Regions from separate parts of the Mus musculus genome. Here region 1 is linked to region 2. Evidence: chromatin loops called from intact Hi-C (ENCODE). Cell type or tissue: heart. All regions are shown on one strand. Links, peaks and the distances in the headings refer to the core of each region. The heading gives the core; the rest is flanking DNA.

Evidence for each region. Hi-C counts contacts between places; a loop is a spot of excess contacts. Peaks named below come from ENCODE experiments on the same cell type or tissue, not always from the same donor. Only the 100,000 strongest peaks of a DNase experiment are listed, where the experiment ranks them.
Region 1: it touches region 2 in a loop (4-fold over the local background); 2 of 42 quality-filtered maps call a loop at or near these places.

Annotation. Positions count from the first base shown.
Region 1 is chr10:30,197,470-30,212,905 of GRCm38, reverse strand. It overlaps Cenpw (centromere protein W), which reads left to right and starts at 12,366. Exons shown (of 3, transcript NM_001109747.1): 1 at 12,366-12,545; 2 at 14,327-14,440. The coding sequence starts at 12,426. In heart, for the core only: a CTCF peak has its summit at 12,359; a DNase peak (open chromatin) is centred at 12,325; H3K4me3 peaks cover 2,186 bases; H3K27ac peaks cover 1,663 bases.
Region 2 is chr10:29,354,420-29,370,936 of GRCm38, reverse strand. It overlaps Rnf146 (ring finger protein 146), which reads left to right and starts at 8,495. Exons shown (of 4, transcript NM_001110197.1): 1 at 8,495-8,973; 2 at 9,592-9,652; 3 at 16,490-16,517. Gm30698 reads right to left here and starts at 9,541. Exons shown (of 2, transcript XM_030245425.1): 1 at 9,268-9,541; 2 at 8,314-9,233. The coding sequence starts at 9,541. The coding sequence ends at 8,428. Gm40621 (a long non-coding RNA gene) reads right to left here and starts at 3,327. Exons shown (of 3, transcript XR_871566.2): 1 at 2,918-3,327; 2 at 1,615-1,670. In heart, for the core only: no CTCF peak of the experiment used is centred there; a DNase peak (open chromatin) is centred at 8,886; H3K4me3 peaks cover 2,804 bases; H3K27ac peaks cover 1,835 bases.

The DNA of each region.
Region 1 (15,436 bases), core at 7,437-15,436, 840 kb before region 2:
TTGAAGATCAGCATTAGTCCCTGGTGATCTGATAGGATGCATGGGATAATTTCAGTATTTTTGTATCTGTTGAGGCTTGTTTCATGACCAATTATATAGTCAGTTTTGGAGAAGTTACCATGAAGTGCTGAGAAGAAGGTATATCCTTTTGTTTTAGGGTAAAATGTTCTATAAATATGTTAGATCCATTTGGTTCATAACTTCTGTTAGTTTCACTATGTTTCTGTTTAGTTTCTGTTTCCAGGATATGTCCATTGTTGAGAATGGTATGTTGAAGTCTCCCACTATTATTATGTGTGGTGCACTGTGTGCTTTGAGCTTTACTAAAGTTTCTTTAATGAATGTGGATGCCCTTGCATTTGGAGCATAGATGTTCAGAATTGAGATTTCTTTCTTTTTTTTTTTAATATTTTAATATTTTATTTTATTTTTTTTCCATTTTTATTAGGTATTTAGCTCATTTACATTTCCAATGCTATACCAAAAGTCCCCCATACCCACCCACCCCCACTCCCCTACCCGCCCACTCCCCCTTTTTGGCCCTGGCGTTCCCCTGTTCTGGGGCATATAAAGTTTGTGTGTCCAATGGGCCTCTCTTTCCAGTGATGGCCGACTAGGCCATCTTTTGATACATATGCAGCTAGAGTCAAGAGCTCCGGGGTACTGGTTAGTTCATAATGTTGATCCACCTATAGGGTTGCAGATCCCTTTAGCTCCTTGGGTACTTTCTCTAGCTCCTCCATTGGGAGCCCTGTGATCCATCCATTAGCTGACTGTGGGCATCCACTTCTGTGTTTGCTAGGCCCCGGCATAGTCTCACAAGAGACAGCTACATCTGGGTCCTTTCAATAAAATCTTGCTAGTGTATGCAATGGTGTCAGCGTTTGGATGCTGATTATGGGGTGGATCCCTGGATAAGGCAGTCTCTACATGGTCCATCCTTTCATCTCAGTTCCAAACTTTGTCTCTGTAACTCCTTCCAAGGGTGTTTTGTTCCCACTTCTAAGGAGGGGCATAGTGTCCACACTTCAGTCTTCATTTTTCTTGAGTTTCATGTGTTTAGGAAATTGTATCTTATATCTTGGGTATCCTAGGTTTTGGGCTAATATCCACTTATCAGTGAGTACATATTGTGTGAGTTCCTTTGTGAATATGTTACCTCACTCAGGATGATGCCCTCCAGGTCCATCCATTTGGCTAGGAATTTCATAAATTCATTCTTTTTAATAGCTGAGTAGTACTCCATTGTGTAGATGTACCACATTTTCTGTATCCATTCCTCTGTTGAGGGGCATCTGGGTTCTTTCCAGCTTCTGGCTATTATAAATAAGGCTGCTATGAACATAGTGGAGCATGTGTCCTTCTTACCAGTTGGGGCATCTTCTGGATATATGCCCAGGAGAGGTATTGCTGGATCCTCCGGTAGTACTATGTCCAATTTTCTGAGGAACCGCCAGACGGATTTCCAGAGTGGTTGTACAAGCCTGCAATCCCACCAACAATGGAGGAGTGTTCCTCTTTCTCCACATCCTCGCCAGCATCTGCTGTCACCTGAATTTTTGATCTTAGACATTCTGACTGGTGTGAGGTGGAATCTCAGGGTTGTTTTGATTTGCATTTCCCTGATGATTAAGGATGTTGAACATTTTTTCAGGTGCTTCTCTGCCATTCGGTATTCCTCAGGTGAGAATTCTTTGTTCAGTTCTGAGCCCCATTTTTTAATGGGGTTGTTTGATTTTCTGAAGTCCACCTTCTTGAGTTCTTTATATATGTTGGATATTAGTCCCCTATCTGATTTAGGATAGGTAAAGATCCTTTCCCAATCTGTTGGTGGTCTCTTTGTCTTATTGACGGTGTCTTTTGCCTTGCAGAAACTTTGGAGTTTCATTAGGTCCCATTTGTCAATTCTCCATCTTACAGCACAAGCCATTGCTGTTCTGTTCAGGAATTTTTCCCCTGTGCCCATATCTTCAAGGCTCTTCCCCACTTTCTCCTCTATAAGTTTCAGTGTCTCTGGTTTTATGTGAAGTTCTTTGATCCATTTAGATTTGACCTTAGTACAAGGAGATAAGTATGGATCGATTCGCATTCTTCTACATGATAACAACCAGTTGTGCCAGCACCATTTGTTGAAAATGCTGTCTTTCTTCCACTGGATGGTTTTAGCTCCCTTGTCGAAGATCAAGTGACCATAGGTGTGTGGGTTCATTTCTGGGTCTTCAATTCTATTCCATTGGTCTACTTGTCTGTCTCTATACCAGTACCATGCAGTTTTTACCACAATTGCTCTGTAGTAAAGCTTTAGGTCAGGCATGGTGATTCCACCAGAGGTTCTTTTATCCTTGAGAAGAGTTTTTGCTATCCTAGGTTTTTTGTTATTCCAGATGAATTTGCAAATTGCTCCTTCTAATTCGTTGAAGAATTGAGTTGGAATTTTGATGGGGATTGCATTGAATCTGTAGATTGCTTTTGGCAAGATAGCCATTTTTACAATATTGATCCTGCCAATCCATGAGCATGGGAGATCTTTCCATCTTCTGAGATCTTCTTTAATTTCTTTCTTCAGAGACTTGAAGTTTTTATCATACAGATCTTTCACTTCCTTAGTTAGAGTCACGCCGAGATATTTTATATTATTTGTGACTATTGAGAAGGGTGTTGTTTCCCTAATTTCTTTCTCAGCCTGTTTATTCTTTGTGTAGAGAAAGGCCATTGACTTGTTTGAGTTAATTTTATATCCAGCTACTTCACCGAAGCTGTTTATCAGGTTTAGGAGTTCTCTGGTGGAATTTTTAGGGTCACTTATATATACTATCATATCATCTGCAAAAAGTGATATTTTGACTTCCTCCTTTCCAATTTGTATCCCCTTGATCTCCTTTTGTTGTCGAATTGCTCTGGCTAATACTTCAAGTACTATGTTGAAAAGGTAGGGAGAAAGTGGGCAGCCTTGTCTAGTCCCTGATTTTAGTGGGATTGCTTCCAGCTTCTCTCCATTTACTTTGATGTTGGCTACTGGTTTGCTGTAGATTGCTTTTATCATGTTTAGGTATGGGCCTTGAATTCCTGATCTTTCCAGAACTTTTATCATGAATGGGTGTTGGATCTTGTCAAATGCTTTTTCTGCATCCAACGAGATGATCATGTGGTTTTTGTCTTTGAGTTTGTTTATATAGTGGAATACATTGATGGATTTTCGTATATTAAACCATCCCTGCATTCCTGGAATAAAACCTACTTGGTCAGGATGGATGATTGCTTTAATGTGTTCTTGGATTCGGTTAGCGAGAATTTTATTGAGGATTTTTGCATCGATATTCATAAGAGAAATTGGTCTGAAGTTCTCTATCTTTGTTGGATCTTTCTGTGGTTTAGGTATCAGAGTAATAGTGGCTTCATAAAATGAGTTGGGTAGAGTACCTTCTACCCAACTGCTAAACAGGTAGAAGTCTTTAAAGAATTACAGGAAAACACTGCTAAACAGTAGAAGTCCTTAAAGAGGAAACACAAAAATCCCTTAAAGAATTACAGGAAAACACAACCAAACAGGTGATGGAATTGAACAAAATCATCCAAGACCTAAAAAGGGAAGTAGAAACAATAAAGAAAACCCAAAGTGAGACAACACTGGAGATAGAAACCTTAGGAAAGAAATCATGAACCATAGATTCGAGAATCAGCAACAGAATACAAGAAATGGAAGAGACAATCTCAGGTGCAGAAGATTCCATAGAGAACATGGGCACAACAATCAAAGAATATGCAAAGTGCAAAACGATCCTAACTCAAAACATACGGGAAATACAGGACACAATGAGAAGACCAAACCTACGGATAATGGGAGAAGATGAGAATGAAGATTTTCAACTTAAAAGGCCAGGAAATATCTTCAACAAAATTGTAGAAGAAAACTTCTCAAACCTAAAGAAAGAGATGCCCATGAACATACAAGAAGCCTACAGAACTCCAAATAGACTGGACAAGAAAAGAAATTCCTCCCGATACATAGTAATCAGAACAACAAATGAACTAAATAAAGACAGAATATTAAAAGCAGTAAGGGAAGAGGGTCAAGTAACATATAAAGGCAGGCCTTTTAGAATTACATCAGACTTCTCACCAGAGACTATGAAAGCCATAAGATCCTGGACAGATGTTATACTGACCCTAAGAGAACACAAATGCCAGCCCAGGCTACTGTACTTAGCAAAACTCTCAATTACCATAGATGGAGAAACCAAAGTATTCCATGATAAAACCAAATTCACACAATATTTTTCCAAAAATCCAGCCCTTCAAAGGATAATAACTGGAAAACACCAACACAAGGATGGAAACTACACTCTAGAAAAAGCAAGAAAGTAATCCTTCAACAAACCTAAAAGAAGAAGCCACAAGAAAAGAATACCAACTTTAACAAAAATAACAGGAAGCAACATTTACTTTTCTTTAATTGCTCTGAATATCAATGGACTCAATTCCCCAATAAAAAGACATAGAATAATAGACTGGCTACACAAAGAGGACCCAACATTTTGCTGCTTATAGGAAACCCACCTCAGGGAAAAAGACAGACACTAACTCAGAGTGAAAGGCTGGAAAACAATTTTTAAGCAAATGGTCTGAAGAAATAAGCTGGGGTAGCCATTCTAATATAGAATAAAATTGACTTCCAAACCAAAGTTATCAAAAAAGACAAGGAGGGACACTTGATAATCATCAAAGGTAAAATCTACCAATATGAATTCTTAATTCTGAATATCTATGCTCCAAATGCAAGGGCAGCCACATTCATTAAAGAAACTTTAGTAAAGCTCAAAGCACACATGGCACCTCACACAATAATAGTGGGAGACTTCAACACTCCACTCTCACCAATGGACAAATCCTGGAAACAGAAACTAAATAGAGACACATGGACACTAATAGAAGTTATGAAACAAATGGATTTAATAGGTATCTACAGAACATTTTATTCTAAAACAAAAGAATATACCTTCTTCTCAGCACCACATGGTACCTCCTCCAAAATTGACCATATAATTGGTCACAAAACAGGCTTCCACAGATACAAAAATATTGAAATTATCCCATGCATCCTATCTGACTCCACGGACTAAGGTGGATCTTCAACAACAGCATAAATAATAGAAAGCCAACATTCACATGGAAACTGAACAATGCTCTACTCGATGATAACTTGGTCAAGGAAGGAATAAAGAAAGAAATTAAAGACTTTTTAGAGTTTAATGAAAATGAAACCACAACATACCCAAACTTATAGGACATAATGAAGGCAGTCCTAAGAGGAAAACGCATAGCTCCGTGTGCCTCCAAAAAGAAACTAGAGAGAGCATACACTAGCAGTCTGACAACACGCCTAGAAGCTCTAGAACAGAAGGAAGCAAACTCACCCAAGAGGAGTAGGCATCAAGAAATACTGAAACTTAGGGCTGAAATCAACCAAGTGGAAACAAAAAGAAATATTCAAAGAATCAACCAAACCAGGAGCTGGTTCTTTGAGAGAATCAACAATTTATATAAAGCCTTAGCCAGACTAATTAGTGGGCACAGGAAGAGTATCCTAATTAATACAATCAGAGGACATCTAAAACATCATCAGATCCTAATATAAAAGGCCATACTCAACAAAACTAGAAAATCTGAATGAAATGTACAACTTCCTAGACAGATACCAGGTACCAAAGTTAAATCAGGATCAGATTAATGATCTAAACAGTCCCATTTTATCTAAAGGAGTAGAAGCCGTCATCAATAGTCGCCCAACCAAAAAAAAACCCGAGGACCAGATGGGTTTAATGCAGAGCTCTATCACACTTTCAAAGAAGACCTAATTCCAATTCTCTTCAAACTATTCTACAAAATAGAAACAGCAGGTACTCTACACAATTCATTCTATGAAGCCATAATTACCCTGATATCTAAACCACACAAAGATCCAACAAAGGAAGAGTACTTCGGACCAATTTGCTTTATGAATATCAATGAAAAATACTCAATAAAATCCTTGCTAACCGAATCCAAGAATACATCAAAACGATCATTCATCATGACCAAGTAGGCTTCATCCCAGGGATTCAGGGATGGTTTAATATACGGAAATCCATCAACGTAATCCAGTATATAAACAAACTCAAAGAGAAAAACCACATGGTCATCTCATTAGATGCTGAGAAAGCATTTGACAAAATCCAACACACCTTCATGATAAAAGTCTTGGAAAGATCAGGAATTCAAGACCTATAACTAAACATAATAAAAGCAATATACAGTAAACCGGTAGCCAACATCAAACTAAATGGAGAGAAACTCAAAGCAATCCCACTAAAATAAGGGACTAGACAAGGCTGCCCACTTTCTCCCTACCTATTCAATATAGTACTTGAAGTCCTGGCCAGAGCAATTAGACAACAAAAGGAGATCAAAGAAATTCAAATTGTAAAGGAAGAAGTCAAAATATTACTATTTGCAGATGATATGATAGTATATATAAGTGACCCCAAAAATTCCACCAGAGAACTCCTAAACTTGATAAACAACTTCAGTGCAGTAGCTGGATATATAGTTAACTCAAACAAATCATTTGCTTTTCTCTACACACAGGATTATCAGGCTGAGAAAGAAATTAGGAAAACAACACCCTTCACAATAGTCAAAAATAATATAAAATAACTTGGTGTGACTCTAACTAAGGAAGTGAAAGATCTGTATGATAAGAACTTCGTCTTGAGTCTTCCACTAGCAGCCTTTGGATGAAGACATAGAACTCTCAGCTCCTCCTACGCCATGCCTGCCTGGATACTGCCATGCTCCCACCTTGATGATAATGGACTGAACCTCTGAAGCTGTAAGCCAGCCCCAATTAAATGTTGTTTTTTATAAGACTTGCCTTGGTCATGGTGTCTGTTCACAGCAGTAAAACCCTAACTAAGACAGAAATTGGTACTGGGAGTGGGGTATTGCTGTGATAGGCCTGACCATGCTTTTATTTGAAAGAATGTGGATTTTGGGACTTTGGATTTGGAAAGCAGTGGAATGCTTTAAATGGGGCTTAATGGGTCATCCTAGTAGGAATATGGAAGTCTTTGTTGCTGGGAGTAATTTGAACTGTGTTGACCTGGCCCAAGAGATTTCAAAGGAGAAAAATTTCAGAATGTGGCATAAAGACTGTTTTTGTGGTATTTTGGTGAAGAATGTGGCTACTTTTTGTCCTTGCCTGAAAAGTCTGCCTGAGACTAAGGTGAAGAGACTCAGATTAATTGCATTGACAATGGAAGTTTCAAAAAAGCCCAGCAGAGACTTTGTTCTCTGGTTAAGTCTTGTGAAGAGAAGTTTGAACAAGCATAGCAAGCTTAGAAAGGAAAAATATAAAATATATGGTTCGAGTATTAAAGGAGTACCAGGAAGTGAAATGGAGCAAAATCTTGTGTTCTAGGAGATAACAGATTAAGGGAGAGGGACCTTGGGGCAAGATTCTACCCCGCTTAATTAGATCCAGGCATGGTGGTACACACCTTTAATCCCATGAGACAGGCATGCTGATCTCTGCATTCAAGGTCAATCTACAGAGCAAGAACCAGGATAGCCAAGCTTAGGCAGTGAAGGATTTAGAAAACATAAAGCTAGTGATAATGTAATAGGACAAGAAAATCATGTTCTAGTTCCTGTAAGCAGCAGAACTCAGCAGCTTCAGCCATGTGGCTCTGGCTCTAGAGTTAAGAATGGAAGGAACTACTGGGAAAATTGATGCTGGTTAGCTGGAGCTAAGGAATTAGCAGTGATTAAGAAGAGACCAGCATCACTGAGGTGAAATCTTCTGGAAATTGTTTTCTGGGAGCACAAAGAAGCTGTGTTCCAGAGATACCCAAGGTTGTACCTCATGCTGCAGCTGGACTTGGTAATGTATAAGAGTCACTCAGGTGGTACGGCTTGTGAAGGAATGAAGGGAACATGGAGAGAAACTGAGGCTTAGCACTGTGAGAGGCCAGGCAAAGGATTTGAGGCTTGGCACCCTGAAGAGAGCCTACGAGAGGCTATTGGTGAAGCCTAGTTGGAGTGGAACACCCCAGTGTATTGGAGATGTCAGTACCATGGGATGATCACCAAGAACAGCAGCCGTAGTGGAGTGGATCAACCTGAGCATAGAGTGCTACAGAGGATAGAGATGGGAAAGTGATGCCAACCCTTAGGAGGAATCCAAAAGATCAAGTGGAATCCCAGACACTGAAAGGAGAAGCTGTAACACTGAAATTGCCTTGGAGACTCAAAGATGTTAAAGATGCCAGAGCCATGGGATACATGCTAAGGAAAGCTGCTAACAGGGAGTGGAACCAGCCCAGGAGAAAGCAGTTTGTTGCAGTCAACAAAGATGAAAAAGGAGTGGAGATATGAAGACTGCTTTACCATCAGCCATGGAGATGCAGAGTTTGGAGTTTGCCCAGCTGGTTTCCTGCCTTGCTTTGGGGATTACAGTTAATTAAGTTGAATGAATCTCAGAAGAAACCTTGAACTTTTGACTTTTAACATTGTTGTGACTGCTATAGACTATGAGGACTTTGAAAGTTGGACTAAATGCATTTTGCATTATGCTATGTTGAAGTATGGCCCCCATAGACTCATGTTTTTGAACAAGTCTATGGGGACCAGGGAGTGGATTGTGATGGTTTGTATATCCTTGGACCAGGGAGTGGCACCATCTGAAGGTGTGGCCTTGTTGAAATAGGTGTGACCTGGTTGGAATGGGTGTGTCATTGTGGGTGTGGGTATAAGATCCTCACCCTAGTTGCCTGGAAGTCAGTCTTCCACTAGCAGCCTTTGGATGAAGACATAGAACTCTCAGCTCCTCCTGTGCCATGCCTGCCTGGATACTGCCATGCTCCCACCTTGATGATAATGGACTGAACCTCTGAACCTGTAAGTCAGCCCCAATTAAATGTTGTTTTTTACAAGAAAAAAAAAAAGAACTTCAAGTCTCTGAAGAAAGAAATTGAAGAAGACTCAGAAGATGGAAAGATCTCCCACTCTCATAGATTGGCAGGATTAATATAGTAAAAATGGCTATATCAATGCAATCCCCATCAAAATTCCAACTCAATTCTTTACTGAGTTAGAAAGGGCAATTTGCAAATTCATCTGGAGTAATAAAAACCTAGGATAGCAAAAAACTATTCTCAACAATAGAAGAACCTCTGTTGGAAACACCATGCTTGACCTTAAGCTATAGTACAAAGCAATTGTGATAAAAACTGCATAGTACTGATACATCAAGAGACAGGTAGATCAATGGAATAGAATTGAAGACCCAGAAATGAACCCACAATGTCACTTGATCTTTGACAAGGTAGCTAAATCCATCCAGTGGAAAATGACAGCATTTTCAACAAATGGTGCTGGCACAACTGGTGGTTATCATGTAGAAGAATGTGAATTGATCCAATTCTTATCTCCTCGTACAAATTTCAAGTCTAAGTGGATCAAAGAACTCCACATAAAACCAGAGACACTGGAATTTATAGAGGAGAAAGTGGGAAAATGCCTCAAAGGTATGGGCACTGAGGAAACATTCCTAAACAGAATACCAATGGCTTGTGCTGTAAGACCAAGAATTGACAAATGGGACCTCATGAAATTGCAAAGTTTCTGAAAGGCAAAAAAGACACCGTCAATAAGACAAAAAGGCCACCAACAGATTGGGAAAGGATTTTTACCTATCCTAAATCTGACAGGGGACTAATATCCAATATATACAAAGAGCTCAAGAAGCTGGACTCCAGAAATTCAAATTACCCAATTAAAAAATGGGGTACAGAGCTAAACAAAGAATTTTCAAGTGAGGAAAACCAAAGGGTTGAGAAGCACATGAAATAGAATGTTCAACATTTTTAACCATCAGGGAAATGCAAATCAAAACAACCTTGATATTCCACCTCACTCCAGTCAGAATGTCTAAGATCAAAAGTTCAGGTGACAGCAGATGCTGGCAAGGATGTGGAGAAAGAGGAACACTCCTCCATTGTTGGTGGGATTGCAAGCTTGTACAACCACTCTGGAAATCAGTCTGGCAGTTCCTCAAAAAATTGGACATAGTACTACCAGAGGATCCAGCAGTACCTCTCCTGGGCATATACCCAGAAGATGTTCCAACTTGTAATAAGGACACATGCTCCACTATGTTCATAGCAGCCTTATTTATAATAGCCAGAAGCTGGAAAGAGCCCAGATGTCCCTCAACAGAGCAATGGGTACAGAAAATGTGGTACATTTTCACAATGGAGTACTACTCAGCTATTAAAAACAATGAAATTATGAAATTCTTGGGCAAATGGATGTATTTGGAGGATGTCATCCTGAGTGAGGTAACCCAATCACAAAAGAAGTCACTTGATATGCACTCACTGATAAGTGGATATTAGCCCAGAAACTTAGAATACCCAAGATGCAATCTGCAAAATACAAGAAAATCAAGAAGGAAGACCAACGTGTGGATACTTAATACCTCCTTAGAATAGGGAACAAAATACCCATGGAAGGAGTTACAGAGACAAAATTTGGAGCTAAGACGAAACGATGGACCATCCAGAGACTACCCCACCTGGGGATCCATCCCATAATCAGCCACTAAACCCAGACACCATTGCATATGCCTGCAAGATTTTGCTGACATGACCCTGATATAGCTGTCTCCTGTGAGGCTGTGCCAGTGCCTGGCAATTACAGAAGTGGATGCTCACAGTCATCTATAAGATGGGACACAGGACCCCCAATGGAGGAGCTAGAGAATGCACCCAAGGACCTGAAGGGGTCTGCAACGTTATAGGTGGAACAACAATATGAACGAATAAGTATCCCCAGAGCTCGTGTCTCTAGCTGCATATGTAGCAGAAGATGGCCTAGTTGGCCATCACTGGAAAGAGAGGCCCCTTGGTCTTGCAAACTTTATATGCCCCAGTACAGGGGAATGCCAGGGCCAAGAAGTGGAAATGGGTGAGTAGGGAAGCAGGGCAGAGGGAAGGTATAGGGAACTTTAGGGATAGCATTTGAAATGTAAATAAAGAAAATATCTAATAAAAAAAGGCAAAAAAAAAAAAAAAGAGAACATTTTTGATAGAATGAATGTCCTAGGAATCTGACAGAAGAAGTCAAGAAAGACCTAAAATGATGTGTTCATGGGGAAAATGACTGTGGTTTTGACCTGGAGATTTAAATGCAAGCGCCAGCAACATTTATGTCTTTCCTGTCTGATGAGCCTCTGAAACTTTGAAGAATTATAAACTTCTTGATAAAATCTTTTAATAGGATCAATTTCTTCCATATCTCTTAATACCATTTAATTGGCACACAGGTATTTAGCTGGGGATGCAGTGTACACACAAGAACAGACATTGCATTTTGTAGGCTTATTTTTTTTGACACCACAGTATTTTAAAGACAATATCTGAATTGGCTTGCAGTAGCCTCATTACTATATGAATGAAAATAAATATAAGATTATATGGCAAAAAAGAATATATAATATTGCTTCTGCTTTTGTGATTTTTATTGAATGCTTAGGTGCTCAAATGTGTGCTTCTGCCTCTAAATGCTTTCTTGTGGTTTTTCCTTGGCTCTTTTTCTTCTGTTTTTTTTCCCTCTTGTGATTGTTTTTGCTTTGTTATTTTATTTTATTACTATTTGTTAGATCCCGTTTTGTTTTCTGAGGAGAGACTGAAAGGGTATTGATGTGAATAGGAACAGAAATTCGGAGCATTTTGGAGCTGGTAGGAGAGGGGAAATTGCAATCAGAATACAGCTTATGAAAAAGAAATCTATTTTCAATAAAAGAAAAAGAAAGTATATTTGAAAGCTATAGGGAAATTAAGGGAGGGAACAATGAAGGGAGAGCATTTGTGAGGAAAATCTGGTGTAAGAAAAAAAGAATCTCATGCAAAGCCAAATGCAATAATATAAAAATATACATTGCTTATTGGTAATATCAAAAAATCGGGCCTAAGTTCCTAATAAAACACAAACTTCTTTCATTTACTTTCTTATTCATTAGAATCCAGTTGCTATATGGATAGCTTGGTGAGCACAGAAGGGTTTTACTGGGCTTATTGACTATTTTCACAATTTCTCATCCTTTGTATGGAACCAAGAGTCGAACTACAGCACCATAGAAAACTACAGACAAAAACAGCAAAGCAAGCCTTAGAGACCTTGAAGCAGTGGGTTCGCAGGACACACCCTTTTCCTGAGGAGTCCATCCTCCAGCCTGCGCTTCCGGTGCTGCGGTGGGTGTGGTTTTCAGTGACGTCACAGCCGTGCGCCGTCCGGCGGCCAATTCAAATCGACCACTCGGCGGTGTGGGGAGGCAAGTGGCGTGTCAGTCTGTGGTGAGCGGCCCTGACGTGCGACGGGCCGCGAGGATGGCGCCCTCCACCACAGTCACTAGGCGGGTAAAGCGCAAGGCGCCCCGCGCCTTCCTCAAGCGCACCTTAAAGCAGAAGAAGCCTCACCTAGGTCTGGGGAGGTGCTGCGACCTCCTGGTAAGTCCTGCTCTCTCCGCCTTCAGGCCCGCCGGCCACGACCGGCCGCGGAGCGCCCTGCCCCGGGGGACCGCGGAAGGAGGACGCGGAGCCCGTTCAAAACTCCCGCGGGAAGGCCCCGCACCCCCCCTTATTGCTTCCAGGGCCAGCCGTTAAGGAGACTGCCTGGCTCTGGGATTAGTTTAATTGATCCGGGTATGGAAGGTAAACCGGCTAGAAACAGATTTGGGCCCCTGCCTGCCTCCCCAGCTCCTGTATGTTCTTACCGAACCCATTTCTCTATGGCCGCTGCACTAGGTCCCCTACTAAAGTGATCGTGTAGATGTGGCGTCAAGTCTTTAAAACTTTCAAGACTCGTTTTTCAGACTCGTGTTTACCTGAAATATAGTGCTTTCCACTAATTAATTGGCCCAAAAATAAATAACAATGTTACAGCCTGAAAGTAAAATCAGTTTGTTTTCTGCCCTTTTTTTTGGGGGGGGGGGTGTTGTTTTGTTTTACTTTGGTTTCGTTTTGTTTTTTTTTCAAGACAGGGTTTGTCTGTGTAGCCCTGGTTACCCTGGAACTTGATGTGTAGACAAGGCTGGCTTCGAACTCAAAGATCGGCCTACCTCTGCCACCACCACTAACACTCTCAGTATGTTGATTTTCAAGGCAGAGTTTCTCTGTACCTGCCCGGGGAAGTCCTGGAATTCAGTTTGTAGACTAGGCTGGAACTCACAGAGACACCCCGGCCCCCAACCTTCATCCCTGCCTTTGCCTCCCAAGTGCCTGACAAGGGATGCAGAGCTCTTAACCACTGAGCCATCTCCAGATACTGGTTTTCTTGACTACTACAAAATTATCTACATTCTCTCTCTCTCTCTCTCTCTCTCTCTCTCTCTCTCTCTCTCTCTCTCTCTCTCTCTCTCTCTCCATTGCTGTTTTTTTCCACATCCCTGACTCCTTAGTGGTTGAGATAGCGTAAGTGAGCTGGGATTTCCGTGGAATACACTTTTGATAGTTTCTTCTGTTTTCCCTGGAGTCTAACAGAGAACAAAACCCACCTGATGAGGAATATCCAGGAGCTCACTAGCTGATTCAAGGGATTGTCAGGCCTTTCTCAAGTAGCTTAGTTTCCATTTTCTGTCCTGAAGTGACCCGTGGCTGTATGGACTCCGGTGGAGTGCTCTAGGTGTCAAGCAGAGTTGAAGCCCAACACTTTGTAGTGGTAGCATAGGGAAGGTCCAGTTGTTCGGCCAGTTGTTGTTCCCAGGTGCTGGTTTCCTGTTCTGTCACTCTTGTTAAACAGCTCCTGTTTAGGCTGTTGCTCATTGACATTTCTTTGCTTACAGTGTTCTGCTCTCCATTAACTTCATAATTATACCTGATAAAGCACTCCATGCCATTCATAAAGTTTGTACTATTTAAAGCAGCACGTTTTTCTGCATGACTACCATACCAGTTAGTTGTTGAGGCGTTAATATTCTTCCCAGTGTTTCAAATTCTGATGTGATCTCCCAGTGTAGTGTGCAGCCTTATGGGATGATTGTTCATTCGTCTGGGAACTGGGATCAGAAGCCGTTGTCTTCTTTATTTAAGCACAAAGCCCTGAAGCTTCTGAGTCATCCTTGTTTGGAATACTTGGTAACTGATATAAATAAAGAAAACATGTGCGCGATACCTGCGAATAGTGCCCTCACAAACCTGGAAGAAGCTGTGGGTTAGAAAGTTGTGAGTAATAAATTTATGTTAACAAGGTTTTTATATTATATAACCCTACTTGTGCTTTGCTTTTAAAGATCCATTTGAATTGCCTACTTTTTATTCAGCGATTGGCAGAAGAGTCCAGGACAAATGCTTGTGAAAGTAAATCTAGAGTTATCAAAAAGGATCATGTACTGGCTGCAGGAAAGGTAAAATATAAATTTTCTTAGTAACAAGAGTTAACTTTAAAAATACTGTTATGGCCATCATCTTTGTCTGATTCAAATACTTTTTATTTCAAAATACCTGTAGGCTAGCATAGTGCTAGAAGAGTTAGGATAGACTGTGAGATGTGCCAGCAAGGAAGGCTGTTGAACTTTGTTAAAATACACAGCATACTTAGCATTTTGTAAACTTGTTTAAGCACGTGATACTTTCTTATATAGTACCCATAGTACTATCTCTTTGCTGGCCCTGCCTTACTTGGGGAAGCCAAGGCATTGGACATGCCCTGGCAATTTTTATGAGACTTCTGAATACTCTTCAGTGAGAAACACGACAACTATTATATTCCAATTAAGGACTTTTCTGAAAGCAATGCAATGATTAAGAGCATGAAGAGTATATGAAAGTGTTTTCAATTTACACCCCTGGTTTTTTTTCTAAATATATAACATACTTAGCATTTTCAAAATTTTTTATTACCATTATTATTTGCCTGCATGCATGTGTGCGTGTGTTTGTGTGTGTGTGCACTTGTCAAGGCATACCTGTAGAGGTCAGGGCAACTTTTGGCAGTTGGTCTTCTCCACAATGTGGGATGAGACACAGGTCATCAGCCTTAGCAGACCCAACCCACGGAACCTGAGGTCTATTTTTCTTTTTAAACTGTAATAGCCAGTTTCTTTTACATTTTTATTTTTATTTGTATAGTTTTGAAGCTAACTTAGGGCCTCATCCTTCCAGAATTTTTACAATTTAATATTTCTCTTTGTTTTATTTCCGTAACATTTTATGTTTTGAAAATTGTATATGAAGCAAGTTATTCAATGTAAGATGACCAGCTGTTAAAATTCAAGTTTAATTGTGAGATGTTTTATATTGTGATGGATTTATACTGTTTGATACTACTTTATAGTTGTTTTGAGTTTGAGAACTGTTTTTTTTTAATACTTTAGATCATTAATTTGTTGGGGGGGGACGGG
Region 2 (16,517 bases), core at 4,389-12,388:
TTTACTATGATTAATTTTTTAACAGTTTAATATCTGAGACAAAATGTATCCGTCTGACTCAAAGCAATATCTCTCCATGGGTTCTGTTTTCCAATGTTGTCATGCCTATGACTATCTGTACATTGGAGGAAATTTTAAAATAATTTTGTTAATCTCCAACAATTATCTTCAATACTTTGATGTGAAATTTTATTTTCTATGCAGTTATTACTAATATGAAAATATGCTCTTATATATTTTTTGTTGATCTGAATACTTTATTTAACTCTCTTCTGATTATAAGAAATTTTAAATTTATTTTTTTAGATTCTATAATTATATAAATTAGTATCTAATTAGTATTTTTTGAGCTATAAAGCATTTTACATAATATGAAGAATTTTCATTCATTGGCAAATTGAATGTGCATAAGTTGTGTCATAGAACTATTTGGAGGTAATTCTATGGTGATTGGATACATGTTTTTCAATTCTAGTTAATTTTGTGTTACTTAAAAATTAATAAACCCAAAACATGTATTGATACCAAAGGTATGCATCTACTTTGTTCACAGAGGAAAGCAGACACATGAAACCCCATTCTCGACCAACCTTCTCTCTTGGAAGGGAAGACAGAAAATAAGCTAAAATTAGTAGAGTACTATCTAAACCTGTCAGCTTCCCAACAGCAACTCTTTTTGCTCACAAATACATTGCTTTCCTAATAAAATTTATCCAAGATGTCCTGATATATTGTACATTTATTTATTTTAAATCTATTTTTTATGACATGTATGTGCACATGTGTCGTAGTGCCATTGTGCTGTGGAGGTCACAGGAAAACCTTTGGGGAGCATTTCTCTCCTTCTGTTGTGTATTTGGGGGATTGATCCCAGGGTCTCAGGTTTGCACAACCAGCTCTTTTAAGGCAGATAAAAACACAGGAGAGAGTTCAGCCTGAGACCCTGTTTGATTATGGCCATGTGTAGCCTCATCCTCCTCTTTGTGTGTGTGTTTGTACATGTGTGTTGTATGTGAGTCTCATCTGTAGCCATGTGTGTGAGTTCACATGCATGTAGGTACATAGAGCTGTGAAGGTCTGAGGCTGATGTGAAGAAGTGTCCCTGATTTCTCTTGTACATTAATCTGACTCACTTGTCTACTGACACCAACTCTGTGACCATACTAGTCTCTGCAGCCAGCATGCTTTGGCTTAACTTTGTTTCTCTCTTCTGCGGCTGGACTCACAAGCAGGTAACCACCCACCCAGTATTTTAATGGGTTCTGAACTTGGATCCTTATAGTTGTACAGCAAGAGCTTAGCCACTTAGCCATCTTCCGAGTCTAGCTCCCCTCTTGCAATTATGCACTCAGCAGCCTAGTTCCTTCACCTACACATACTATGCATTTACTCCCCCAAACAACTCCCCTAGCAATCTCAGAACCCCCACCTTCATGCAGTCACAGCTTTCCCTACCCAATCAAATTTAGACACTTTTTGGTCATGTATATTCCCTGCGTATCTGGTAGGAAGAATGGAAAGACCCATCTGGCTTGGATTAGGTTTTTGTTGTTCTTTTGCAGCAAGGCAAAACCGTGTCCTCAAAGGAACTTTTAGGGAGAATGTTCTACTTACCGTCTTCCGTCTATGCATAATGGACTTGCATATGATTAAAGTGAGGGATGAGACATCTGAAGCAGACAAATAAAAAAAGAAGTATATGGTCTCAATCTATAAATCGATATAGGGAACTACCCAAGCTATGCCCCATTGGCAGCTAAACTCTTTCTCCTAACCACAATACAATGAACCCCGAACAATAACCCGAAGTGGTGAATGCCTCCACTCATGTATCCTGCCGTCAATCACTATTGCATATTCCTCTCAGGTCAGTATTATATCACAGTTCCAAACAAAATTATCATGATGCATTTGCAAATCTGTCTCAGCCACTATTTTTAACTCTATGCATAAGACATGAAGGCCCTGCAAACGCATAGCCCAACCACATGTAACACTTTTACCTGCTGAGCAGTCTCACCAGCCTTGCATCTTTGATTTAAAATCTAGATGAAAGTATTTGGGTTACCAATTCTACTTTGACTTCTATATTTAGTAGGGTTTTGTTCCTCTATTCTTTTTCCTTTGTTTGTTTGTTTGGTTTGGTTTGGTTTGGTTTTTCATGGTCCTTGTTTTTAGCAATAAATTACAACACTATAACATCTTATTTGAGGTTAACTTTTGCTCACATTTGAAAATTGCTAATGCCTTTTGTTCTTGTAATTCTCATTTTACTATAATCCAAAATTATGATATTGATTTGATTGCTGGCTCAGAGTTTGAGTTTAAATTTTGACAGAAATACATTTTTTTCTAATTCAATATTTTGTGATTACTAACTAGTTAAGATGCATTGTGGTCAAAATATATGACCGGACAAACTTGATATGAAAAGTACCTTTGTACATAAATTTCCTCCCTCCCCCTTTTTCTTCTTCCCTCACTCTTCTCTGGATCACTTTTATTTCTGTCTGTTTGGAGTATTTCATGAACATCTAAATATAGATTGTTCTATTGTGAACAGAAATTGAGTCACAAGCCTGCAGATTTAATCCTAACTTGTGCAATTTTTTTCTTATTCTCTTTCTTTCCTATATTATCAAAGACTGAGAGATGCCTCAATTTCTTAAGCAGTCTCCTTCCCCATTTACTTCATATTTCTAACATTTTAGTGGAACTGAGGACATAGGAGAACCAGGGATGTGCTAGTTTGGGTAAGCGTATGGGTTTGTTTGCAGCTGAGTACTGGACATGCACCAGGATGTTCCGTACAGCAAATTCTGCATAAGTGAGCCCAAACTCATGTAAACAACGCCTGGGATGGATTAGCTGGCTTTCCACTAGCATAACAAACTCCAAGAGGGAAAAATCAACTTACAAAGAAAAGCATATTTTGGTTCACAGTTCTGAAGGTTTTGGTCCATGAGTGGTTTCATTCCTTGCCTTTGGGTCTGCAGTAATAGTTATTCTAGAAGAGTATGCTCTTCACGGGGACAGGAATGAAAGAGCGAGTGAGAGAGAGAGAGAGAGAGAGAGAGAGAGAGAGAGGGAGAGAGAGAGAGAGAGAGAGAGAACGAACAATGTCTCTCTGTTCTTTGCAAAGCAGGCCTCCAATGACCTAAATCCTGTCAGCATCTTGCTCTTCTGAAAGATTTTTACAACCTTCCAGTCATACCAACCTAAGGCCTCAGCGTAAGCACATGGAACATTCCAGATATTTCCAGTGAACTATAGTAAAGATGACATGACCTCACGCAATGGTGGCACAGAAAATAAACAGCCTTTAGGCCGCTTTAGTGAGGCCTCCTTCTGTCAGTATGAGTTTCACCTTTCAGCCAGTTTTCCTCATAGTAGAAATATGATTGAGTCAGCTGCAGATATGACACCAATACCAACAGAGAATTTGTATCCTACATTCTCAGTAGAAGTTCTACACTTTTGATGACAGCCTTCCTTTTCTAAAATGCCCATATCTTTTCAGACATTAGCACACTGGTGTACAGTCACTGGCTTATTCCATTTTATATGCTCCATTTACAAAAACAAGTGTTTCCTAGAATTTCAAAGATCATAACAGAAATAAGGAACATGGAGGTCACAGGGTTCTCTGGAGAAAAGAACCAGAGGGATATCTATAGCTACAGAGAAGGAGATATATTGCTAAGCAATGGCTCACGTGCATCTGGGGGCTTTGATGTTCAATAATCTGTCATCAGCTAGCTCGAAACCCAGGACGTTGAGATGGTCTCAACCCCAGTGTGTGAGAACCAGAGTTCATTGGTGGTGACGATACAATGATAATAGCTACCTTCCTGGATAAGTGTTTTGTCAAAATAATGAGTAGTGGTAATAGCTTACCTCTGGTTTATGGCTACACACTGCAGGAGTAAAGTTTGCATATGTTAGTTAAATGAATGAACTGCTCTGCTGTGTTTGTTAATGACAGCTCTGGTCCCAGGACTCTCCATGTCCTTACTGCCTTGTGGTTGACTCATGCACAGTCTTCTCAGCCAGGCTCCCTGAGATGCCCTGGATTCTCCATGAGCTCATATTTATGCACTGGATCCCATGCTGAATTTTGAATATTCTTCATTGAAATTATTATCATAACAATTTCTGTGACGATAAGGAAAAATGCAAAATACAACATCCATTATTATGTTAGGTAAAAGAAAAAGAAAAATATATATACTGGCTAAATATTACTGACAACCTACTTCTACTTAAAGAAGTAAGCACTATTTCATGACAAGAGACATCAAGCCATAGTGTGGGTACCATGCTATGTATCAGTCTGAGAGTAATTCTTCAATTAAAATGGAAAAAATGGTTTTCCAAACTTCCCCTTTGCTTTATTCCTTTTCATCTGCTAGCTCTGATGACTGATGCATTCCTGAATCTGTTTTGTTCTCCTTCCAGACAAATGAGAAAGCCATATCCACAGCTATCAAAGGACTACTTTCATGTGGAAGGAAATCTAGCTCACAATTATTGGTACTTGAATAGATCCAGATTAGCACTCCTTTAAATACTTAAAAATTGCACAAGACCCTAAAGAACTTTTATTTGTATGTCAATATTTACCAAATTAAAAAAATCAAAACTAAGGATGGAATAAAATTTATTAATGCACTTACAATCATGCCATTGCTCTAAGTATATAAATAGCATGCTACAAAAATAAGTTTATTTTCAAAATAATGATAATTGGATGAGAAGAGTGGCACTATTTTACATTTTCCAAATGTCTTTCATGCCTCACCTAATAGAAACAGTTAAATTCTCACATCTGCATCTATTTATTTTTTTTATTATCTACATACATTTATTATTTAGCTCCATCCTATATTTTGTACATGCTGGGAAACACTGGATATTTGAACAAGGCCACTACAGTCTCTGTGTTATTAAGAAAAACTTCCCTTTGTAGATCCTCTGCAAGTGTCAGAAGAGGTTCTAGGGTTCAGTAAAGCTTCTAAAACCATTGCTTTCCACATGCATTCCACTGCAATGTACATAATTTTATCATGCTCATTTTATATGTCTTTGAGAAAATCAATTATTTTTTTATTCTTCAGTTAAACAAGCAATGTATGAAAATCTGACCCTTAGAGCCTTAGAGAGGACGATATCCAGTAGAATGACAACCTGAAGATGTTGGTATCCATGAGAGTCTTTTATGAACTGGCATGAAGAAGTAAATTCCAAACACAGGCTCTTCCTAGAAGCTGGCTGCAACCCCTTTATCTTTAATTCAGTGACACAAACCAGGATGCCAGTACCAGAACATTGTCATGGAAATGTCTTGCATCTGTTAGGGTTTACTTTCATTCTTCAAGTAACTAATCTGAATGCTTCCGCCTTTAATCCTGACTGGGAGGTAAGTCCTTTAAAAATACTCCTGATCATGTTGGAAAAATTGTCATTTTGTATTATGCAAAGGTGGGCATTCATCTGAATGCCTGAAATATCTTTCAGGAAGTGGATGTGTAGTAAATAGTACTTTATAAACTCAGTGATTGTCTGCATCTACAATTACTGACAAAGAATGAGTTCACCTTTTTCTTTTATTATTTTTTATATTTTATTATTCAGCACGTCAATGAGTATATGCATACTTACATACATACATTTTCTTGTGGGCATACTTGTATTCATTGAATCATTTGTTGCTTTTGTGGGAAACTTGTCTAAATAATGGCACCCACTATTCCTGCAATTGTTATATGTATTTGATATTTCTCCTGTTACTGTGATAAAACACCTTAACAAAAATTAACAAAAAAGCTTTTTTTTTTTTTTTTTAGAAAGTTGGTTTTGGCTCACAGTTCTAGGGTATAGTCAGCAGGCTGGGAAGTAACAGTAGCTGGAGCTGAACGTGGCTGATCACATTGTATCCACAAGCAAGAGGCAGATACTGTGACTGCTGGTGCTTGAATCTCTTTGTATTCAGACTAAGCATGACCCTTGCTCATGGAATGGTACTACCCACATTTAGGACAAATCTTCCCACTTTAATTAATCTAATCTAGATAATCCAGATAGGTATGCCCAGAGATTTATTTCCATGTTGATTCAAAATCCCAGGAAGTTGAAAAGATTAACTAACATGCCATACAAATTAGATCACAAAGTCTCACTCTTTTGAGTTCTATGCTTTGGCCCAGAGGAGAATGCAAAGAATTTGGGTGAGTTAAACATAACATCCATTACACTGCTGTACGTATGAGAGAAAATGGAAAGGAGAATAAGAAATGATAGTGAGTGATATGAAAATTTAAAACAGAGGCAGGGAGAGGAATGCAAAGGTATTTGAGCGCGCGCACACACACACATACACACACACACACACACACACACACACACACACACACAGAGAGAGAGAGAGAGAGAGAGAGAGAGAGAGAAGGGGGAGACGGAGAGGGAGAACGCAGAATGCATTATGGGAGTGATCAAAAGAGGGGAACTCTCAGCAAAGAATGTGCAGAGAGTTTGAGTAGGGGTGTTGTAGGAACAGAAAGTGGATTAAGAGGTATGGGAGATCATAAAGTAGGGTGACACACAAAAGGGGGACTTTTGATTTGTCTTTGTGTTGGTAAGCCAAAGGTGGTTGTATATGTGTATTCAGAAGTATGATATGACCTCACTTAGGTTTGGTTTAGAAGTCAGCATAAAACGTAGTAGGATCCTGAGTGTATTTTGAAGATGGAAAGAGGCAGCGAAGAAATTATTTGCAAAGTGTATATGCAGCAAAAGAGGAAGAAACTAAAGATGGGTTGGAACAAAGATACAGAAGCATGTTTTGACATGGTTGTGGGAAAGGGCTGAATCTGAGAGAGAATTTTATTAGGTTTCTGATACTTCATGTCTGTCTCAGGTTTTTCAGTAAGCAGACAAAATAAGACTCCAGGCACTTAGATATTCCGCGCCTCTTATGCACCCAGGGAGACTGAAGGACAACATAAAAAAGCTTTTCCCTAATAGACGTAGGGGCTAGGCAAGATATTTATGATCTGTCTGATTTTTGCTCTCTCAAACAGGACTTTCTTTATGGAAAATTTCCTAACCCAGAAATAAATCTTCATAGAATCTCTACCTGAATTCAAACCCCAGTTGTGTGTTAGATCTGTAAAATGGGAATAGCAAAGGATGACATTGGATTATTGTAGGGAGTAGATGAGCCCTCTCAGAATATTGTATTGGTATTACTGCTATTGTTTCTTCAAACTTGAATCTTGAAGAACAGGTCAAAATTTTGCTATTACTTTGCTACTATTATATACATATATTGTATACCACTGGAATTAAAAATAAAATGACATGATAGGGAACTAAGCTAAGATGGCATGTTTCTCAATATCTGTACATTAATTAAAGTTATAAAAATAGTATTACTTAGAAGAAAATGTATTGAAATAGCTGATACCAAGAGACATTTACACACAGTGTACCTGTTTCCCTAAAGAAGCCACAATTGTGTGGAAGATCCTGTGGACTGAATGGCTGGCTAAACTTTCTAACAGTGGTCCAGGAGAATGCTGCATACAAGAACATATATTTGTGTCCCTCCTCCCCCATAGCCCATAGTTGCCACAGTAACCATTTGCTACAAATTCCTGTATCTTCTGGCCTAACATCTTTGTTACTGTTTGGTATGCACTGTTGAAACCTAGCTAGCCAGTAGCTTCCATCAACATTTTTAATCCCCCCAACCCCTTCCCTCAATGGTACTAGGGATTGAACCCAGATCCTCAAGTAAGGTGAATCAGCCTCCTACCGCTAGATCCCTTTGAAATTAAGAATATTTTAACATCTGAAGCCTATGAAATAGACCCACATGCTTGCTCACATCGACTCACCTATTCAATGTCTTATCCCTTTCAACGTACATTGATGTACAACCTTTTCTCTTCAGGCTATAAAAGTTCATATAATATTTCCTATAACAACTGAATGAATAACCCGAACCCATGCTCTGGATTTACAGCTATTAATGTTAAGCAGATGAGCTCTTCCTTTGGATCAGTGGCCTTGAAACCCTATAAATAGGTGCACAGTACATTTTTCAGTCCTGAATTCAAACAGTGGATGTAACCTCAAAATGCAACATTGTTGCAAGCACAATGCAAACAGTTACAGAATGCGGAAATACTTTCAAAGGTGAAAAGGTTCTCTGGTCCATTTTGTGCAACTTCAAGTAGAGAAAACTGTTCTGAAAAAGATCATGTGCCGGTTAAAATGAACAAGGACTAGATTTTGATGTGTAACACCATATGCTTGCCATAAAACTAACCCATGAAATTTATTCTAGATTCGCGGGACGATTTCTTCTTCTAGCTTCCTATGCTGTTAGGGTTTAAAAGACACCCCAGCACACCCCCTCTCCCATTACATATCTGGCCATTTGTGAGGTGAATAAATTGGAGCATCTCGGGGACCATCCAGTCCACGCCGTGACTTTTCTTGTGCCTTTTTTGTATAAGGAACAAGCGGTAGTCTCTCCAAGGGCACGGCCAAAGGAAACATAGGACTTGACCCAAGGCTGAGTTTTGGAAAGGCTCTTCTTCCTGGTACTGAAGGTCTAGCTTCCTCCCACAAGCCACCTAGATGGACCTCCACCAGTTCAGAACCAGGAGGCCACAAGATGCGCCACGCAGAGGGTGAGGGAGGACCGGAACAGGGACAAGGAGCAGCCCGGTCGCAGCAAGGGACAGAGAAGAGCAGCAGCCAGCGTGGGGACCGCCAGCCAGGGCCGCCGCGCGCGGGATCACGGTGAGGGGGCGTGGCTTCCGCCGGCGCGGCCCCGCCCCTTGAGCGCCGGGCGGTCACGTGACGGCCGCGCGCGTCCCCGTCCGCTGCGGGCTCCGAAGCGGAGGAGAAAAGACTGCGAGGTGGCTGCGGCGGCGGCCGAGAGGTGGGCTCCGGGCCGGACCGGTGAGGAGCGCGGGGGGCCGTGGGCTGCGGGCCTCGGCGGGGCACTGCGGCTTCGTTGGCTGCGAGGCGGCGCTCGGAGTCCGCGGCGGGCGGCGGCGGGTCGGGGGCCGGTAGGACGGGGACGCCCTTGGCCAGCGCGGCCCGGACGGGCGCGCGGAGGGAGGCCGAGCTGGCGCAGCCCGGACTGTGACGGGCGCGGCCCCGGCCATTACTGCGCAGGCAGGCCAGGCTGCGGGCAGCTCCAGCGGGCTCGACCGGGCCTCAGTCGGCCACGGGCTGCATGCTATCTTCCGCCTGCCCTGCCGCCGCCGCCGCCGCCGCGGCTGTGCCTCTGGGTCTTGCCCAGTGCCCGGAGTCGTCCCCTCCTCCTCGCGCTGGCGGAAGCCGCCGAGCGTTCTTGTTTTGATGGCTCCCCAAACCCGAAACCAGCCTGAGGTGTCGGGATACCAGTTGGGCCTCCCAAGCCGGGTGCATCTTGAGAGCTCCGGCAGTCGCTTTGTTCTGCTTGCTGGATGTGGAGTTTTCTCCTTAACCCTCCACCCCATCTGAGAGCGCACGGGATCCCCATTGTTGTCACTGTCTTATTTTCTGGACTTTTTTTTTTTTTTTTTTTTAAAGAGAAAGGGCTATGTGACATTGTTTTTGAGGATGTGGAAATGGAACCGTCCTCTATAATTAGGTAAGATGTTTCCCCACTGTAAGTTAGCACACGCATTCTGACAACTACATTTTATCTGTGTATGTGTGTGTGTGTGTGTGTGTGTTCTTTTGCAAACTAGATGTGCACCTGGAGCTTGGGCATTGAAAGGCACGTATTGTCATAGAAGTTGAATGCGTAGAACATAACAATAAATGATCTGTATCATTAGACTTTTAAAGAACATGGCATATTAAAGAACAAATTAAGAAAACGACCCACACATACTAGCAGAGCGTGAAAAGCGTCTGGGAGCTGTAGAAACACTTGAAAATAGGTGAAGTAAATCTCATTTTAGAGAAAACTCAAGAGTAACTGCTACAGTAAAGATGGAGTTTTGGATATGTTTGCTTGGGTCTTGGATATCATAGAGTTTATTTATGTCTTAATTGGGCGTGTGTAATGGGGAAAGAATGAAAACCCTGTTATTAAACGTTTGAAAGTTTCTGTTTTGTGCTGTTTAAGAACTGAGTCGAATTGTAGTCATGGGGAAATGTCCCAAATAACTGTTCATTAGATAACAGGAATGCAAACATAAATGATTTTTTTTTTTTTGTAGGAGACATGCCATTTAGTAAAAGTGCCACTTTGAAACTGTTGGAGGGTTTGTTTTGTTTTATTTTTTGGATCCAACATGATTCCTTGACTTTGAAGAAGAAAATAATAGGAAGAATTTTTCATATCCATCTGTTTAAAACATATTTTCTGTCAGCCATATATGAGTTTGAAGGACTTATCACATTTCCCTATCAGTATGAGAGATGGAAGATCCGAGTCTTTTCTACCTCCTTGCTTGGTTGCCTTCTTGATCACAGAGTCTGAACTTGGGTAACTGCTGGGTGGATTAGAAACAGTCTTTTTGAGCATACACACTGTTTACACTAGTCTACAGCTTCCTTTGCTTCTTTGTATACTCTCATTTACCTTTCTAGTTAGTTAATACAAAGCCTGTTGTTAAAGGCCTGCTAATTAAAATGTTTGGAGTTGTCCAATTACAGAGGCTGGCTAGAGCAAAGTAACAAAAGCATAGGGATAACTTGGCAAAGGTCACTCACCAGTTAATAAGAGGACTTTCTTATTTATAGAATGTCTGCCAGCCTGAAACATCTGTTAGATGAGAATACATGTATTACATATAAATATAAATTGACATTTGTATCTCATGAGTTAATGAAATCAATACAACGCCCACTTTGCAGAGAAGGAATTTAAAGCCTTACACTTAAGTATAAGGACGGAGACAAAAGTAAATAGAGTCACAGGATGGGGCTTCTTAAGGGCAGTCATACACAAGGCAAGAAGATCCCTCAAAAGTATGGAACCCCACTTAACTGAACTGGGTTTTGACAGAACACTTATTTCCAAGCTTAACTTAGACTTTTAAAACTGATTTGATGATGAAGTATAAAAATTGACACATTGTAACAGTTACATACTTGTGAATTTGGGAATCTTTCTTAAGAAGTTTTAAGATGTGTTTGTTAAATCCCATCTGACCCCTACTCATTTTTCTTGTGTTTATAATAGAGACATATGTAAGTAAACAGATACACATAATAAGGTTTGTAGTCCCCCTATTGATATGTTTTCTATATAGTGTATTCTGTTTGAGTAACTCTTATTTCATTACACCTTAACTTTAAATAGGATAAGCAGAAAATGTCCAACTGTATATAATTTGACATTTATATTTTTATTTCTATTGTGATATGTTCATCTTTTTTCTTTGATTCGCCTTTTTTTTTCCTTAAAGAAACAATATTTTATTCAAGTTTATTATCTAGGGACGGTGGATCTTTAAAAAGTTTGGCTGGCTTAAAATTAATCCTAATTGTTTACATTATCAACCCTAATATTTATATTAGGTATTAATGTAGTCAAGTAATTATGATTTAAATTTCTTCAGTGGTTACAATTTTAAAGTAATAAAATATGACTATTTTTCAGTTTTTTTAATGTAGCTGGATTAATGGACTATTAATCCATTTTGTCTCAACTTAGAAAATTCTGTGAGATATAGAAATTGGAAAAGTCACCATAACCTGCAAGGTTTTAGAGAATATATGCACAATGCCCTCACAGAGACATTGTTTCCATCTTGCTTACATTTGTAAAGTTATCCCCAGATAGCTGCAGTCTGCTTTGTTGATGGAATACTTTGATAAAGTTTGTCTATGAGCACCAAAGATTTTTGTATAACTGGAATAAAACAGTTCTAAGGATGGACTGGTCCAAAATGCAGGTGTTCTTAAAGATTTATATGGGTTATTTCGAAACTTCTTTGTTTCTGTTTGCTTTGATATTTAAGTACAAACCAGTTGTAGAGATTAAATATTTATGGACAAGATAGGTAAGTGAATAGGCAGGAACAGTTGTTATTTATTAAAGAGAAGCAGTACGTAAGTAAATGCATGGAAGAAGGAGAACTAAAAATAGGAACAAAATTTTTTTTCACTGTATTTCAGTGTGAGGAAAAATTGGGTACACATTTCTTATAAAAAGAATTTTATAGGCAAGAACTTTACCTTATTCTTGGGGTTTTATCTGCATTCTGGACAATCCTTAAGTAGTCATTAGCCAGATGGATTTTGTGCTTGCTAAAAGATAGAAAGATGACAGATTCTCAAGCTGTAGCTCTAGTGCTCAGTTACATTGTAGGTTCTTTAAAGGATTCTCTAACTTTATGTATTTGGTAGTTTCCAGAAGAGCGTCTTCCTCTCAGAGGAAACTCAGGTATTTTGTGACGTAAGTATTGTGGTACTTAAACAAAGCAGTTGAAATCAACATAACTCGATTGGCAGTTTACCAGCCATTTAAAGATATAACATTTGTCAGGTCCTCATGATTCTGTGAAAAAAGTCAGTGCATAAATTAATAATGCCAATACTCATTCAATAGTAGAAAAATACATAAAATACAGAAGAGGGAAATAGTTTGAGTGACCATTCCTCTGCAGTGCAGTGAACATCATTGGGCATTTTATAAACTATAAAAGAGGAAGACTTTTAAAGGCAGGAGGATATACAGAATTATCAAGAGCTTTTTGGAGCATTGAGAACTTGGTATACCTTTGGTATAATGTGGAAGGCTGGTTGCCAAGGATAAATAAGAGGGACTTATTTAGATTCAGAGACCTACCTAAAGCCTTCGTTTTCCTGAGGAATTTGCCTTTATTGAATAGACTGGAGAACTTAGGTTTGGCTTCTAGTTTAGGAAGACCATGGTCCATTTTTTCCAATGTATTACTCATTACTCAAAGACTTCACGAATGAACTCAAGGCTGGTCACACAGTAGTCCATAGGAAATTCCCAGTCTGTCCAGTATGCAAGATGACAGTATTTGGTATGGCAGTATGTAGGGCCAGAGAAGTTAGTAATAATGTCTTCTCATTTTCTCTGACCATTAAGTGGCTAAGGCATGGAAACTGAAATGACACATTGCAAGGTTCAGCAGAGGTAGGTGCTTAAAGGAGGTGAAAACAGGGGTTTTGTTAGGGAAGAACTTTCAGATGATTCTAGATTGGCCAGGAAAGGAAATGACATCAGGAACTGTATAAAGGAAGGAAGATGGGGAAGTAGCCAGACGTCTCCATACTAAAGAGCAGGTGTGGGAATGGGAAATGATCTGGAAGGGCCAGCACTTACCGTCTGAGAATGGGATTGGGACTTGTTTTAGATGACAATGCCAAGTGGCACTTTATTGCTGAGAGGAAGTAAAGTGATTTGAATTTGGGAGTTTAGAAGATGAAAATAAAGGGCAGTTTTATGTTTTTTAAGACTTATCAATATCGCTAGCCTAGAATCTACAGTGGGAGGGCCCCAAAATGCATACTTTAAAGAAGTTATGTTCTTGTTTCTAATAAATGAATATTGGAGCATGGTTTAAGGACATCTGAGAAGCCGGGCTATTCATTCTCAGAGACAGTTAAGTAGGTGTGTGGGGCTGCTATAAGATGGCATGAAGAGGATGATATGGAGTGAAATGATGAAGTCAGCACAGCCAGTGGTAGAGTCTCAAAGGAAGCCATGTTGAGACAATAGAATGTTTCCCTCTGACCTGCAGATGGCATTGTGAGAAAATGGGCAGTGTCTGAGTAGGATGTGGGAGGGATTGATAATCCTGTGTGATACAACTGAACTTTTTCCCACCACAAAGACAGAGTATAAAAGCTGTTAGGAAGAATGGAATAGTGGCAGCCATGTTATCTAAAGCCAGAGTAAAGGGAAACACCTTTCCTAGAGGCCTCAGGTGCTGCATTTACTTGTGGCTATCAGAACCTTAGATAATAGGCTAGCCAAAGAGTTGCCAACCTTGAGAGCCTTATGGAACTGAAACAGAATCCACAGCTCTCCTCTCTCAGATTTACTGAGATTTACATTGGTCAGTGCTTTAGTGATCCTGTGCATGATGTTAAGTAAGTTTTACATGGAATGATGTGCCTCTTGAAGTAGGCAAACTGCAGGAAGGAATACTATATGGCAACAACTAGAGGCTGATGGTGCTTTGTGATTCCTTGGACAGGAGGTAGCTTGAGAAAAAGTTGCCATAAAGGTAGTAAAATAAATAACAGCATCCATTAGTTAATGTGCTAATAGCACCTGTGTAGGAAGGCAGTGATGCTCAGTATTAAGAATGGGCTATTGACATTTTGTTGCCACTTTGGGTTCATACAGAACTTGACTATTTTACTTAAAGCATGTGTTGTAGTAGAATTATAAGAAATAAAACATAACTCTTTAACCATTTGTAAATGTACACTCAACATAGCTAATTTTATCAACAATGTTGGAGAGTCATCCTTACTATGTATCTCTGGAAATATTTCATATTCCAGGCAGAAACTATGTACGTCTGAGTGAGGCAGGAGCTCCCTGCTCTCTCTTCTTGCTCTCTGGTCACCCCTTAAGTTGGTCTCTATGAAGTAGTCTATTCATGCAGGCCTAAATATAGTATTTCTCCCTTTGTGTCTGGCTCATGTGACTTTATAAAGATGTTTCCAGGTTGCATCTATATTGGACAAACTTCATTCTTTTGTTCTGAATACTGCAATGCCATGTTTCCTTTACCCATTTATCTGCAGAGACACTTGTATCCCATCTTTCCACTGTAATTCTGTTATGAAGTTTGGTGTATGAAAGTCTGTGAGTACTAGTTTTCTTTTGGTATAGATCTAGAAGTGGAATTGCTTGGGTATATAGCAATTACCAAGGACCCTCAGAGGTGACATTGTATTATACTTGTACTAGCAGTCACGAAAGGTCTGATTTTACTGCATCCTCAGCCACATGCTTATTTTCACTTTGTAAAAAAATATAGCTCTCCTGGTAGATACGTTGCTGTGGGTCTGATTTACATTTTCCTAATGACTACCAAGACTGAATACCTTTTCATGTGCTCATTGGTCATTTTCTTCTAAAAAATGATTTCTCAAGCTTGTTTTTTATTTTTGTTTTTTTCATTGAGTTGTAAGAGTTAAGTAGTCTGAAAATTAAGTCTTGATTTTCAAATCTGTTCTTCCTTTTTATAAGTTGTCAAATGTTCTTTATATTCTGATGAGGTCCAATTTATATATCCCTTTGTTCTCTATGCTATTGGTGTTGTGTATGCCAGTGCTTAAAGAGTTTGCATTCTATTGGCTTCTAACATTTTAAGGATTTGATTATGATAATTTAGTCATTGATCCCTTTGAGTTAATTTTTAGATGTTTTGTGAAGTGTGGCTTGACTTGGTTGCATGTCTAAATCAGGTTATCCCAGTATTTCTTGAGGAAATACTCTTCCCCTATTGAATAGACTTGATACACTTTCCTAAAGATCATTTGAACAGAAATATGTTTATTTCTAAATTTGGTGAAAATATTTATTTACATATTTTTATGAGTATGTGCTTATATAAGTTTATGTATATTGTATACATGTAACAGCCTGTGGAGGCCAAAAGAGGGTATTAGAGTTCATATAACTGACAGACTAGGTAGTTGTGAGCTGTTGTGTGGGTGCTGAGCCCCATCCCAAACCAGGAACCTCTGCAAAAAAACCAGTAGTGCTCTTACCTACTGAGCCATGTGTTTTCTTGGTTCATATTTTTATTTTATGGATGTATTTGTCTATGCATAATTCCATACCAAAGTATCGTCGTATTTCAGTTTTGTAGTAAATTATGACATTGAGAGGTGGCAGTTGTTGAACTTCACTCTTATTTCTCAAGATTCCTTGAATTTAAGGACTAACTTTTCTATTTATGCAAAAAGGATAGTAAGATTTTAATAGGAATTTATTCAGTCTATAGACCAGTCTGAGGAATATTTGTCTTCACTAATATTTTGTTGTTTTTTTTCAGAAGCTTTGGTTAAGTCAGTCCAAAACAAATGTATTACTTTCAATGGTCTTTTTCTTTAATTCCCATTTTGTTGACTGCTATTACTGGTGTGTTTTCTGTTGGGTGATTGCTTGAAGTGCGTGGTGTGTGTGTACGTGTGTGTGACTTACAATCTACAACTTTGTTTAACTTGGTTATTCAACTTCTTCTCCCTATAGAGAAATTGGTTTATTTTCATTTTCTATCAGCAAAGGTGAAAATGTATTTTAAAATCTTATTCTGTTACTTTGTACAGCGCTATCATTTCTTCAGTCTAACTTGTCTGCTAGATCCTCCATTGTGTTAATAGCAGTGGTGAAAGAGAGCAACCTTGTTCCTTGTCTTCAATTTTATTTTAAAATACAAATTGTCAGTATATTTAGTTAAACCGTCATACTTAAGTAATTCTGTTGACCTTAGTGTGTGGAGGGATTGCTAGAGAGACTGTTTGTCTTTTGCAGCACAGAGAATGAACCAGCAGCACGAGAG